Regions from separate parts of the Homo sapiens genome. Here regions 2 and 3 are each linked to region 1. Evidence: chromatin contacts called from ENCODE Hi-C or POLR2A ChIA-PET data. All regions are on one chromosome and are shown on one strand. The core of a region is the stretch at or near the end of the contact, and the rest is flanking DNA. Distances in the headings are between cores, read along the strand shown. Region 1 holds the start of VGLL4 (vestigial like family member 4). Region 2 overlaps IQSEC1 (IQ motif and Sec7 domain ArfGEF 1). Region 3 holds the start of RPL32 (ribosomal protein L32).

Region 1 (4,759 bases), core at 1,637-4,136:
TGGGAATGTTACAATAGTCAAGGTAGACCTGTGAGACGGTGTCCACGAAAATGGTTGCCACCCGGAGGCTGAGAACTGCTGTTCTAAGTGATGCTGAGTCCCTTAAGGGACGTTACCAAATATTTTATTCATTTTCTACAATGGTATTGTTTGAATCATTTGCTTAAATTACTATTAAAAAAATTCTTCATGTCAAAATAAGTGAATAAAATGAAATATCTTAAGGCAGGGTTTTTTTTTTTTTCCTCCCTAGATGAAAGCAATGGTTCTCAACCTTGACTGCATATTGGAATCACCTGGGACTTTAGAAGCTACTGCTGCTGGTTCCCACCTCAGATGAGTTGGGGATGCAACCTCAGCAGCAAGATTTTTAAAAGCTCCCCCCTGGTTCTAATGTGCAGCCACCTCTCTTCCATGTGGGACAATGATGGATAAAGTTTTCTGATTGAGAATTTATGTAAAAACGTAGCACAGTAAGAGTACTCCAAAACTATCAGTTAAATTTAAATCTGATACCTGATATTGTTTGTTTTCAGTGCAATGATCTCATGTATACTGGATGTTACGAGTTTTGAGTTTTCTTCAACCCTCCCCACCAAATACCATTAAGTATTTTAATTACAATTGATAGGATACATATCTTTCACTATAGCTTATTACATGTAATATAGTGTCAATAAATATTCTTATAAATGAAAGCTTGTGAAATCTTGATTCCCCTATTACTTACTTCCCCTGATGTCACCCCAGTGATTACTGTTGCAGCAATGACGGCAACAGTATTTAGTATTTAGATGTCATATAGTTTTTTTGTTTTGTTTTGTTTTTTGAGACGGAGTCTTGTTCTGTCACCCAGGCTGGAGTGCAGTGGCACAATCTTGGCTCACTGCAGCCTCTGCCTCCCGTGTTCAAACAATTCTCCTGCCTCAGCCTCCCTAGTAGCTGGGATTACAGACACATGCCACTATGCCCGGCTAATTTTTGTATTTTTAGTAGAGACAGGGTTTCACCATGTTGGCCAGACTGTTCTCAAACTCCTGACCTCAAGTGATCCGCCCGTCTCAGTCTCCCAGAGTGCTGGGATTACACGCGTGAGCCACCGCATCCGGACTCCCAAGTAAGATTTCATTAGAACACCTTGCCATGAGTGTGCCTAATAAACCCAATGCAACTATTGCTGGATTTTTTTTTTTTTTTGAGACGGAGTCTCGCTCTGTCGCCCAGGCCGGACTGCGGACTGCAGACTGCAGTGGCGCAATCTTGGCTCACTGCAAGCTCCGCTTCCCGGGTTCACGCCATTCTCCTGCCTCAGCCTCCCGAGTAGCTGGGACTACAGGCGCCCGCCACCGCGCCCGGCTAATTTTCTGTATTTTTAGTAGAGACGGGGTTTCACCGTGTTAGCCAGGATGGTCTCGATCTCCTGACCTCATGATCCACCCGCCTCGGCCTCCCAAAGTGCTGGGATTACAGGCGTGAGCCACCGCGCCTGGCCTATTGCTGGATTTTTAACATACAACTCCTTCAAATTATTTATTCAAATATTATTTTGGAATATTAAAAATATATTTTTAGAATAGTAATTCAAATGTTTAGTTTTTGTTTTTTTTTTTTCTATTTTGTTAACACGTTCTTGATGTGCTGAAAACTGAACATTCAGTGGTTCACTCGTTCAGTAAACAGTTTTTGGGCACCTGAACTTGGTTGTGCTAGGCACTGGGTAATCAAAGTTTAAGCCCCAAGTTCTTCCAATAGCAAATAGTACAGCTGCATGCCACTAGCTTCTTACACACAGGTGGGTGACATACATGCCAAATGAAAATAATTTTACCCTTTCCCTCTATAATTTCAAGTACACTTTTAATTTTTGATATTATAGCCCTATTTGCTTAAACACTCTTCCATCTCTTCTCCTCTCCTTGTCTCCTTTTTTTCTTTTCTTTTTTTTTTTTTTTTTTGAGACAAAGTCTCACTCTGTTGCCCAGGCTGGAGTGCAGTGTCACGATCTTGGCTCACTGCATCCTCCTCCTCTCAGGTTCAAGCAATTCTCCCACCTCAGCCTCCTGAGTAGCTGGGACTACAGGCGTGCGCTACCACACCAGGCTAATTTATGTATTTTTAGTAGAGATGGGGTTTCACCATGCTGGCCAGGCTGGTCTTGAACTCTTGACCTCAAGTGATCCGCCTGCTTCGACTAGGATTACAGGTGTGAGCCACTACACCCGGCCCCCTCGTTTTTTTAAATAAAATTATAACATTAGGTGGGAAAAAACACTTTAAAAGTAGTTCTGTCAACTATTTTGGGGGCTGTGGGCCAGTCATTTAATCCATCTGAACCTGTTTCCTCTGCTGTGAAAGGGTGATACCCTCCTTGCCCTGTCCATCTCAGTTGTTATGGGGATTATGGAAGAAGCTATATGTAACATTAACATCAGAAATTTAAATATCCAGTTAAAGTGTAAATGGATATTATAAAACAATCTTTAAAAGAAACAAAGACACTATATATATATATATGGCTTATGCATCACTAGCACTTTGGGTTTCCGAAACCCCAACATGAAGTTTCACGAAAGTTGCATTCCATGGGAGTTTGCTTCCATGATGGATTTTTTACTTTGTACTTAGCTCCTGAAAAAGAAACTTCCTGGGTTTTCTTTTTTCCTCCTACGGTTTTGCAGCGGCTTGGCTGCTTCCTGTCAAGAGCCACTCTGCCAAGGCCCCGTCTCTAGAGTCTCTCCCCCTCCCCTTTCTCTTTCTTTCCAACACTTGCTACATTGAGAGGCTGATCCTGTGCAGAAGCCCTCCCTGCCTCGGCAGCGCGGCGCAGTGAGCATGCTCGGCCTCCTGCGGGAAGAGGAAGCGGCGGCATAGGAGTCATGCCAAGCATAGCCCTCATGTCAGCGCTGCCGGCTTGCAGCGGGCTGTGAGAGGGGCCGGCGCCGCTTTGTCCTAGGAAACGGGCTGCGCGTTTCTCTTTTTCACTCTTTTCCATTTCCAGGAAGGACTTGTAAGGACTTCTGAAACGCTGTTTTCATACTCGATCGGGGATACAGTACATACACCGTCTACCAGTAAGCCCTTGAAGGGTTTCGTGTGAGCTCGATTTTTTTGTGCCTGATTTTTTTTTTTTTAACTTTTGCATACTTTGTTTTGATAGTCTGAGGCTGGGCCTCTGCCTTTGTGAAGTTGAAGAGCCAGGAGCTACTCAGCAACAATTGATTTTTGAAACTTAACTCTTTTGGGGCAAAAGCAAAGAGCTGGTTTTCTTTGCTAGCCCAATAAATGCTATTTATGAAGATGGACCTGTTGAACTATCAGTACTTGGACAAGATGAACAACAATATCGGCATTCTGTGCTACGAAGGTAGATGTCCCGTTGTAGAATTACTGCCCGTTGCTCGTCCCGGCCACTCCTCCTCAGTGTGCTGGGTGCCTGCCTTCTAAGCGCCCGCTGTCCTCCTCCGGGGTGTAGGGCACTTGAAAGGCCGGCGTTTCTTAGGTTCGGTTCGGCACCGAGTGTGTTCGGATCTCAGGCTGCGGGGGGCGGTGGAGGGGGCTGGACGGGGAGGCAGTGAAGTAGAAACCCTTCAAAGTTTGCTCGTTGCTTGCAACGTACTCGCGCCTCACATTTTTAACTCTTTAAAATGTATGTATTTTTGATTTCCGTTAATATTGTCTTTAGGGGAAGGACTTGTAGGACGCCGGTAAAAGTTGAGCCTCTTTGGGGGAGGGGCTGGTAAGGATTGCACCGTCTACTGTACCCTGCTGTGGGCCACGGCGCCCTGCAGCTCACGGAGGGGGAGCCAAAGTTACAGCGAGTTTTTGTGCTCGCGAGTGAGCGTCCCAAACAGCGGAGAATGTCCCTCTCCCGCGTGGGGCCGGAAGGGCACCGTGTCAGCGAGCACAGGCGGGCTCTTTGTCTCGCTGGCGCTTCCTGTGCAGCCCGGGGAGCGCTGACACTGGGGGGTGTTCCTCGCGCTCCGCTCCCTGTGGGAGCGATTACACAACACCCCGACCCCCAGCCTGCCCTGAAAAAGAGAGAGCCGCGCCGAACTGTTATTTATTACCTCCTACTGCCCGCGAGGTGCTTCCCCCACTGTCTTGTATTTCCAACTGTCTCTGGTAGCAGTCAGAGAAAAATCTATTTCTTAAGCCCTCGGACATCCTCTACGTGCGATTTGAAAAAGTGGCAATGGCCCTGGGTCTGCCGCCGAGGGCATCTCCGGGGGAGTTCGGCCTGGCAGGAAGAGTGTTTTCTGTTGTAACCACACACACATCCGGGACTCTTCTCTTTCTCATTCAGCAGGAGCAGTTTCCATTTTTTCTCCAATAATACACGGGACATTTCTCTTGAAAAAGAAAACAGTTACAAAAACTTGGGAGGGTGATTCACTTGTATTTTTTTAATCTAAAAACTTCAGGCCTGTTTCCTAATCAGTTGAAAACTCACCCTTTCAAGAGTATTTTTCCCCTTCAAGGAAAAAAAACAACAACAACCCTCATTCACGTTGTTTTTTAAAACTCTATGGATGAGGATCTCATATTTAACGTTTTTTAAAAAGAGTATTTGTTTTTCTTTACTCCTACTAGTTCCTGCTATGAGAATTTTCGTGAATTTCTTTCTTTGCATCTGATGTGTTAAGTAACATCTTGCTTCTGAACTCACTTAAAAAAGGCAGCCGACTTTAGAAAGCCGTAAGCAGCCATTGCTGGGCTTGTTTCCCGTGACATTCACACATTGTAGTCAGGGTTTTGTTTT
Region 2 (4,759 bases), core at 607-3,106, 1.4 Mb before region 1:
GGGTGTAGCTGAGGGGTTTCCACATCGGCTTCCCCCTCCTGCAGAGCGCTCCCCCGGCCCCCAGCTGCATCTCAACACCTGAGGGCAGGGATTTGATCATCTCTGCTTCACAGCTGATTACCCTTGCACATGATGGCACCCAGGAAATATTTGTTGGGTAAATGACTGAATGAATGCAAGCTATGGCATATACAGACACATGCTCTCACCCTACCCTCTGGCTGTGTCTTTGTCTTCTCTTTGGGGTGCAACAGACATGATGAGCAGGGGCACCCTCTCTAGGAACTCTGTTCACAACTAGCTCAGGGCTTTTTCTCCATTCAGGGTCTATAGATTTATTCAAGGTCCCAACAATAATTTTTTAAATGTGTGGATTCTTTAAGAGTTGTAAGTTATTTTGAAGTGATTTCAATCTTAAAGAAGAGTTACAACAATAATACAAAACAAAATTCTCCCGTGTACCATTCACCCAGACTCATCACTAATAACATTCCACCAAATTTTGCTTTCTCTTAAAAACCGATTTTTCCCTTAGAAGCATTTGAGATGTCACTGCAAACATGCCATATGTAACTTTCACCCCTAAATACTGCTCCAGTACATAATTACTAAGAACAAGGACATTCTCTTACATAACCATGGTCCATTAGTCAAATTCAGGAAGTTTAACATGGACATGATACTAGGATCTAAAATACAACTAACTTAAAAGTCACATTTCGCCTGTTGTCCCAGTAATGTCCTTTTTACCAAGCTTTCCTCCCAACCTAGGATCTTATGTTTCATTTAGTCATCACGTGTTTTCTTAAAGCTTTATTGAGGGATACTTTACTCTATGAAATTCACTCATTTTAAGTGTACAATTCGGTTATTATTACTATATTTACAGAATCCTGTAACCATCACAATTTTATTTTTAATCGTTTCCATGGCCCTGAAAATAAACCACATACCCATTTTCCCTCAGTCCCTTGTGCCATCCCAAGTCCTCAACAACCACTTTTTGTCTCTGTAGATATGTCTTTCTGAGCATTTCATATCCTTTTGGAATCATACAACACGTGTCCTTTTGTGTCTAGCTTTATTCACTTAGCGTGAAGTTTTTCAAGGTTCATCCATGTTATAGAATAGAATGTATCAGTACTTCATTCCTTTTTTTTTTTTTTTTTTTTTTTGGTAGAGACAGGGGTCTCACTTTGTTGCCCAGGCTGTTCTTGAACTCCTGGCCTCATGTGACACTCCCGCCTCAGCCTCCCAAAATGTTGGGCATGAGCCACTGCGCCTGGTCTTTCATTCCTTTTTACTGCTGAATAATAACATTCCATTGTATGGATACACTGTAGTTAGTTTATCCATTCCCCGGTTGATGGACATGTGGGTCATTTCCACTTTTTGGCTATTGTAAATACTACTACTATGGATATTTGCATACAAGATTTGATGTGGACATATGTTTTCATTTCTCTTTAGTAGATACCTAGAAGTGGAATTGCTGGGTCACATAGTAACTCTCTGTTTAACTTTTTAGAAATGGCCAAACTGTTTTCCAAAGTGGCTGCATCTTTTTGTTCCCACCAGTGGTGTGTGAGGGTTTCCATTTCTCCACATCCTGTCCCACATTTGTTATTGTCTGGCTTTTTGCTTCTAGCTGTCCTAGTGGGTGGGAAGTCATATCTCATTGTGGTTTTGATTTGCATTTCTTTGATGTGGAACATCTTTTCATGTGCTTATTGGCCATTCATATGTCTCCTTTGATGAAATGTGTATTCAAACCTTTTGCCCATTTAAAAATTGTATTGTCTCCTTGTTATTGAGTCATGAGTTATTTGCATACTCTACATACAGGTTCCAGTATCAGTTATATAATTTTCTCAGTTTCTCAGTTCCTTTTTTTTTTTTTTTTTGGAGATCAGGTCTCACTCACTCACCCAGGCTGGAATACAATGGCATGATCATGGCTCCCTACAGTCTCGAACTCCTGGGCTCAGGCAATCCTTCTGCCTCTGCCTCCCAAAGTGCTGAGATTACAGGCATGAGCCTATGCAGGGCCTTATCTTTTTACTTTCTTGATGGTGTCTTTTGAAGTGCAAAAGTTTTTAATTTTCATGAAGTCCAATTTATGAATTTGTAATTCTCTTGCTTATGCTTTTGGTGTTGTATCTAAGAAATCATTGTATAACCCAAGGTCACAAAGATTTCTTCTTATGTTTTTGTCTAAGATTTTTATAGTTTTAACTCTTTCATTTAGGTCTTTGATTAATTTGAGTTAATTTTTGTGTATGGTGGGAAGCATGGGCCCAAATGTATCCTTTTGTGTATAAATAGCCAGTTGTCTCAGCACTACTTGTTTTTTGTTGTTGTTGTTTGTTTGTTTGTTTCCAGATGGAGTCTTGTTCTGTCACCCAGGCTAGAGCACAGTGCCTAGATCTCAGCTCACTGCAACCTCTGCCACCCCCCACCCTGCCTCCGGGTTCAAGTGATTCTCCTGCCTCAGCCTCTGGAGTAGCTGAGATTACAGGTGCACACCACCACGCCTGGCTGATTTTTGTATTTTTAGTAGAGATGGGTTTTCACCTTGTTGGCCAGACTGGTCTGGAACTCCTGACCTCAGGTGATCCGCCCGCCTCAGCCTCCCAAAGTGCTGGGATTACAGGCGTGAGCCATCGCGCTCGGCCAGCACTACTTGTTAAAGAAATGATTGTTTCCAATGAATTGTCTTGGCACCTTGTAAAAAATCATTTGACAATATTTATTATTATTTTTGACCACTCCAGCTAAGGCCAAGACAATACATTTTTAAACATCATTTTCGTGAAGACGAAAACTCCTCCCCCATTTTAACAAAAGCATGCTGCAGGTCATCTGGACGACCCTCTACCAACTGAGCTCTGCTCCCTGATGTTCGTGGCTGCCTTTTCTTTATGAACATGTGGTCATCACAGGACCTTCCAGTGTAGCAGCGTTTACCACTGGATGCAGTGTTTCTAAAAGGTGGGGCCTGATGGAGCTTGGGAACTGTATTCTTAGAGGCCCATCAGTTCTTAAGTTTGAGAAACCCCTAATATAGAGCCATTTCTCAGACGGGAGAGCAGAGTTCCAGATAGGGAACATGAAATGTCCAACCTCATGCATCTATCAAGTGCCCACAAGCCAGCACAGGCAGTGTGGGGTAATGATAAGAACTCACTTAGGATCGGGCATGGTGGCTCATGCCTGTAATCCCAACACTTTGGGAGACTGAGGTGGGCGGATCACTTGAGGCCAGGAGTTCGAGACCAGCCTGGCCAACATGGTGAAACCCCATCTCTACTAAAAATAAAAAAATTTAAAAAAAAAGCTGGGCATTGTGGCAAGCACCTGTAATCCCAGCTACTTGGGAGGCCTGAGGCAGGAGAATTGCTTGAACCCAGGAGGTAGAGGTTGCAGGGAGCCAAAGTCGAGCCACTGTACTCCAGCCTGAGTGACAGCACACGCCTCTGTCTCAAAAAAAAAAAAAAAAAAAAGACTCACTTGGGTAAGTCACTCCCCATTCCTGAGCCTCTGTTTTCTCACCTGTAAAATGGAGGGCACACCACCCATCTCAAAGAATCTGCAGGAATAGAGATAGTTTGGATAAAGTATCTGGCACAGTGCTCTCTGACACAAAGTGGGTACCAGTTCATGGAAGTTGTGTTTATTGCAAGCCTGGGGCTGTGCCCACCAACTGGCCCTCCTTCAGCCCTCCCCTCCACAGTGCCTACTCTCCCCAGCAGGGCAGCCCTTGAGGGCTGGCTCCTGGCTTCAGCCTTCCCTCTGCTGCATATACCTCACCTGTCTGCTTACAGGGCATGGCTCTGTAGCAGGCCCTGTGCTCGTCCTAGTAAAGCAGTGATGAAGCAGACTCTATTCCTGCTTTCAGGGACCTTCTGGGCAGGTGGACAGAACCATTAGCTGATGACCACAGAACAGCATGGTAGCTGTTATTTTTATTAATAATAGCTAACATCTATAGAATTTCTGCTCTGTACCTGGCCCCACTGTCTCAAGATGTACAGGACACTGTGGGAGCCAAGAAGATGACGTCTAGAGGAGGTGACATTTTTAGAGCTGGATTTAAAGGATGGGTTTGGACTTCAGCTAATATACAAAGAGACATGAGCTTTCTATGAATTTTTGCCCATTTGATGGATGAAAATGAGATTATCATTTGATTTGTGTTTCTGTGTAAGGTCGTACATCTTTTTGAATGTTTACAGGCCATTTGTATTTCTTTTTCACTGAACTACCTGGTCAAATTGATTGGACATTTTTATTTTGAGTTGTTCATTTTTTTTGTTTTTGATTGATTTGGAATAACTCTTTATATATGGAGGAAACCAAGGGAATAGTATGTGCTAATACACAATGATATGAAATAGTACAGTGTGCTTGAAAAGCATTAGGTTTAGCCTAATTTTGAGAGACATAGTTGAAGATAGAGCTAAGCAGGGAGGCAAATGCTAGTTCCTAAGGAGCTTGGACTTTATTACACAGGACATAGGAGCTACAGAAGCGTTTAGAGCAGGGAAGGGATGTGATCGAATGTGTATTGTTGAAAATTACTTTGATAAGGGACAATAATGGACAGAGTGAAGAGCTAGAAGGGACAAATTGAGGCCAGAAAGTACAGGAGCTTGAATGTCCCCTGAAGAGTGTCTACCTGGTTTGGTGGGCAGTAGGGAGTCACAGAAGGTTCTGGGTAATGACCGATGGTGAACTGCAGAGACAATGGGAACTGAGA
Region 3 (4,759 bases), core at 1,522-4,021, 1.2 Mb before region 1:
CCAGGCCCTGGGCATGGAGTCTTCGAGCTGTCTTCTCTGGTGACATGCTTCCTCAGGCCACAAGGCTGAATGATACGTAAACGCCCATGCCCCCAAAGATCCAAGCACTTCCCGTTCTGCTGGCTCTTCCGGCATTCCTGTGAAGTGAGCAGAAGGCCAGGTTTGCCCGTCTCTTTTCCCCTTTCAGATGACAAAACTGATGGTTTCCTTCCCGCTCTTTAGGAGCGCATAGACACAGGCAGGTCTGCAGCAGGTGAAATTTACTCAAGCTAGAGTGCAGTGGTGCCATCATAGCTCACTGAAGCCTCCAATTCCTGGCTCAAGCAATCCTCCTGCCCTTGCCTCCCAAGTAACTGGGACTGCAAAGTGAGTGCCACCAAATCCAGCTATTTTTTTTTTTTAATATATAAATGAGGTCTTGGTTTGTTTTCCAGGCTGCTCTTGAATGCCTGGCCTCAAGCAATCCTCCTGCCCTTGCCTCCCAAGTAACTGGGACTGCAAAGTGAGTGCCACCAAATCCAGCTATTTTTTTTTTAATATATAAATGAGGTCTTGGTTTGTTTTCCAGGCTGCTCTTGAATGCCTGGCCTCAAGCAATCCTCCTGCCTTGGCCTCCCAGAGTGCTGGGATTACAGGTGTGAGCCACCATATCCAGCCCAGCTCTAGACTTTTAGAGAAATTTTAATAGTATTTTACACCACAGTGATTCCTTTTTTTAAAAAAAATTTATGTCCCTAGCATGTACAGTAAACACTAAAGTGATTCCTAAAGAATTCTTCCCTTTTATCACTTCCAGTAGGCCTCTGTGAAACCAAATCTACCTCCGCTTACAAGAAAGATGCTGGGCTGGCCTTCTCTCAAAGTCTTTCCAAACTTTTCTTGGCATTGACTTAGACACCCTAGGAATCTAACTTGAGAAAATGTTTTCATTAAAAAAAATCTCAGGAAGTAAAACCTCCTGAATGATTACTGAGTTGACATAAATCTTATGTGTATATTCTTATCAGAAAAAAAGTATCTTCATTTTGTGGGACACCAATTCATGTATTATTATTATTTTGAGACAAAGTTTCGCTCTTGTTGCCCAGGCTGGAGTGCAATGGCGCGATCTCCACTTACTGCAACCTCCACCTCCTGAGTTCAAGTGATTCTCGTGCCTCAGCCTCCCTAGTAGCTGGAACTACAGGCATGTGCCACCACACCCAGCTAATTTTTTGTAACTTTAGTAGAGATGGGGTTTCACCATGTTGGCCAGGATGGACTCGAACTCCTGACCACAGGTGATCTGCCCACCTCAGCTTCCCAAAGTGCTGGGATTACAGGCATGAGCCACCGCGCCCAGTCGCTGGGTCTTACAGTAACTTTATGTTTAACATTTTGAGGAAATGCTATTCTTTTCCAAAGTGACTGCACCATTTCATATTTGCACTAGCACTGTACGGACATTCCCATTTCTCTGTCCTAGTGAGTGTGAAATGGTATCTCACTGCAGTTCCAGTTTGTATTTCCCTGATGGCTAATGATGTGGATCATTTCATGTGTTCATTGGCCACAGAGAAATGTCTATTTGGATTCTTTACCCATTTTTCAATTGGGTTATTTGTCTTTATAGGTTTGTTGTTGTTGAGACAGAGTCTTGCTCTGTCACTCAGGCTGGAGTGCAGTGGCATTATCACAGCTAACTGCAGTCTAGAACTGCTGGGCTCACGTGATCATCCCAGCTCAGCCTCTCGAGTAACTGGGACTACAGGCATGCGCCACCAGCCCCAGCTAATTATTTTATTTTTTGTAGAGACAGGGTCTTACTATGTTGCCTAGGCCGGTCTTGAACTCCTGGGCTCAAGCAAATCTCCCACCTCAGACTCCCAAAGTATTGGAATTATAGGTGTGAACCATAGTGCTCAGCCAATTTGCACAATAATCTTAAATACAAAAGCTAAGCAAAACAAATCAAGAGCATCTTTAAAAACTAGGCAGTCTGGGAGGCAGGGGCTGCCGTGAGCCGTGAGATGGCACCTTTGCATTCCAGCCTAGGTGACAGAGGGAGGCCCTGTCTAAAAAAAACCAAAAACCAAAAAACAAAACAAAACAAAAAACATCTAGGCAGTAGCTCGTGCCCGTAATCCCAGCTACTCAGGAGGCTGAGGCGAGAGAATCGTTTGAGCCCAGGAGTTCAAGACCAGCCTGGGCAACAGAGTGAGACCCCATTTCTAAAAAATGAACAAAGAAAAACTAGGCAGTTTCGCCCAGTGGTTAGAAGCGTGGAGTTTGGAGTCAAGTCTCCAAATTTCATCTTCCACATATGCAAAATGGAGACAATAATAGGGGTACGTTATAGAATTGTGGTAGGCATAGTGAACTCCATCGCATGTTAGCTGTTTTCGTTACTATTTACTGTCTAAATTCGGTGATGAAATTATTAGGAAGTCTCTGTCTTGTTCTCTTCTGACCACTAAGAGGCGCACTTCGGAGTAGAAGAAACGCGGGCGGAAATAGCCCAAAAGCGGATTGGCTTCGACTTCTGGCGGAAGTAAATTCCTCCCTCCACCAGGTCTTATTAGCTCAGAAAGAATTCCAAATTTCTACGTAGTCCCAAGGATAGGTAGAATACATTTCTCAGTCCTATTCCTAGTTATTATTGTCTATTAAAACATGTATACTCAGAATTTTTGCGGCATTATTTTTTGACGTGTCTTTATTTTATTTAAAAGAGCCGGAGCCGGAAGTGCTTGCCTTTTTCCCTGCTAGGACCCAGGGGTTACGACCCATCAGCCCTTGCGCGCCACCGTCCCTTCTCTCTTCCTCGGCGCTGCCTACGGAGGTGGCAGCCATCTCCTTCTCGGTAAGTGTTAATCCGTGGCAATCCGCATTCCTGCGGGATTCATCTGGCCCCGTCGCCCAGTGGTGCGGAGGCCTCCCCTTCAGCGCGGTAGTGTCTGTGGGTATTGTTATTGTCAGCTTACTGGAGCGTGTACAGGAACAGAACGAAGCCGCCGAGTTGATAGGGCTTTGCGTCCCAGAGCCTCCTGCCCTCCGCCTGTATTCAGAGCTGCGGGCTGCTTGTTTGTTCCTTGGCGGTGGAGGGTGCTAGTTGAGGCCAGACTTCGGGGTCTCCTGGGGGCCGTGGGACGACCAGGGGTGGCCCAGCTTGACAGCTTTCAGCTGGGATCTGTGGATCCCAGCGCTCACCAATGTCGGCCCACGTGTATTCGTTCATGCCATGGCCGGCTTCTTCCGCTGCAGTCTCTGGCCCGAGGGCTGCTGCTGCGGGACCGCCAAGGAAAGACGAGCTGTAGGTCGGCTGGTCCAGCTGCAGGCAGAAATTCTGGTAGTATCTCTGGGAATATGAAGATGCAACTGCCCCCACCTTGCCTTCGAGGATATCATGGGCCAGAAGGCAGAGTCGTTTTGAATACGTGGTTCATTGAGTACCCACTCTGGGCCAGTTGATGGCTGCGAAGAGAGCAGAAGGGGTGCTGCTGTAGGAAATCAATGGCTCGGAAGACCACACTGAGGAAGGTGTGAGTTGATACTGGAAGATCTCCAGGTTTGAGGCATCTTCAGAGGTATATGGTGGTTTTGTGTGTGTTGAGGGTGTGGTAGCGCAGCAGCTCCCTAGGGAATTAGAAGGTTTTATTGAACATTTACCCTGTGACAGGCACTGCAGGCATTCAGCGCGCAGTGTCATCTTCATTTTACAGGTGAGGAAAAGACTCAGGTTCAAGTAGATGGTCAAGGCCAGTACTACCGGAAGGACCATCTGGGGGTTCGGACACTGGTGGGGTGGGATTTGCTGCCCCTTGCAAATTGAGAGTGTCTTGGGGTCAGTTTTGATTTGCTCAGCTGTTGGCATTCTTTGGGCTCTGAGTGGGTGAGGTGACCCTTGACCTCCTGGGATCGCATCTGGAGAGTGCCTAGTATTCTGCCAGCTTCGGAAAGGGAGGGAAAGCAAGCCTGGCAGAGGCACCCATTCCATTCCCAGCTTGCTCCGTAGCTGGCGATTGGAAGACACTCTGCGACAGTGTTCAGTCCCTGGGCAGGAAAGCCTCCTTCCAGGATTCTTCCTCACCTGGGGCCGCTTCTTCCCCAAAAGGCATCATGGCCGCCCTCAGACCCCTTGTGAAGCCCAAGATCGTCAAAAAGAGAACCAAGAAGTTCATCCGGCACCAGTCAGACCGATATGTCAAAATTAAGGTATGTGGTCCTGGGATGGAAATGGGTGTGGGGTGAAGAAAAGAGTTTCCAACAGTTTCTGACATCACCTAGTCAGGATTATCTTTGACCGATGAACTGGCTTGTGGAAGAGCTTTCTGTAGAAATACAGGTCTCCCCCAGTGTGCCCTAGTGCTGGTACTTATGTCTCTTGATGTGTGAAGCGAAACTTTAATGAAAAGGGACATTTGGCCGTTTTGATGTGTTCAGAGGGCTTTGCATTTGTGTCCTGTATTTTGGGTTGCCTTGTGACAGCAGGATCCCTATTTTATAGACAAGAAAACTCAGGTGCTGAGAGCAGTGTCTGCAGCTGTGCTTGCCATCTCAGTATCTACACAGTCCCCTCGCATCCCATTGGTGCCTCCTCCATTGCTTGGGAGTGGCAATGGTGGGGGTGCCTTCATCCCTAGTGGCTAAAGCCACGAGCTCCTGGTTTTTCCCACCAAAAAAGTAAGGAAATAGTGAAGTCCTGTTACCAAAGGCAACTACTGTGTGGCATACTTCCTTTTCATTTGGTCCTTTTTTTCCCTCCCCAAAAGGAAGAGTT

Evidence for each region. Hi-C counts contacts between places; a loop is a spot of excess contacts on that map. ChIA-PET counts read pairs that join two places held with the same protein, here RNA polymerase II (POLR2A). Pooled maps may share reads with other maps.
Region 2: a pooled map shows a loop between it and region 1 (3-fold over the local background). The contact joins the enhancer-like site here to the promoter of VGLL4 in region 1. A Hi-C loop is called at or near these places in 5 of 50 pooled maps. POLR2A ChIA-PET finds 5 or more read pairs at or near these places in 2 of 52 experiments (GM12878 and activated CD8-positive, alpha-beta T cell).
Region 3: a pooled map shows a loop between it and region 1 (6-fold over the local background). The contact joins the promoter of RPL32 here to the promoter of VGLL4 in region 1. A Hi-C loop is called at or near these places in 4 of 50 pooled maps. POLR2A ChIA-PET finds 5 or more read pairs at or near these places in 2 of 52 experiments (B cell and activated CD8-positive, alpha-beta T cell).

Annotation. Positions count from the first base shown.
Region 1 is chr3:11,642,042-11,646,800 of GRCh38, reverse strand. It overlaps VGLL4 (vestigial like family member 4), which reads left to right and starts at 2,886. Exons shown (of 5, transcript NM_001128219.3): 1 at 2,886-3,364. The coding sequence starts at 3,283. RefSeq lists enhancers at 2,663-2,742, 3,933-4,302.
Region 2 is chr3:12,999,693-13,004,451 of GRCh38, reverse strand. The region is part of intron 1 of IQSEC1 (IQ motif and Sec7 domain ArfGEF 1); the gene reads left to right. Among named protein-coding and RNA genes, the nearest start is that of IQSEC1, 71 kb to the left of the region's middle. RefSeq lists a silencer at 2,929-3,223. Within about 2 kb of position 1,856, at least 6 of the 41 ENCODE cell types and tissues checked have a DNase peak (open chromatin) inside an H3K27ac peak, as active enhancers do; they include GM12878, where a contact is called at or near this core.
Region 3 is chr3:12,839,577-12,844,335 of GRCh38, reverse strand. It overlaps RPL32 (ribosomal protein L32), which reads left to right and starts at 2,771. Exons shown (of 4, transcript NM_000994.4): 1 at 2,771-2,842; 2 at 4,094-4,194. The coding sequence starts at 4,099. SNORA7A (small nucleolar RNA, H/ACA box 7A) reads left to right here and starts at 3,886; the gene lies at 3,886-4,024. RefSeq lists enhancers at 2,193-2,442, 2,536-3,472, 3,473-4,411.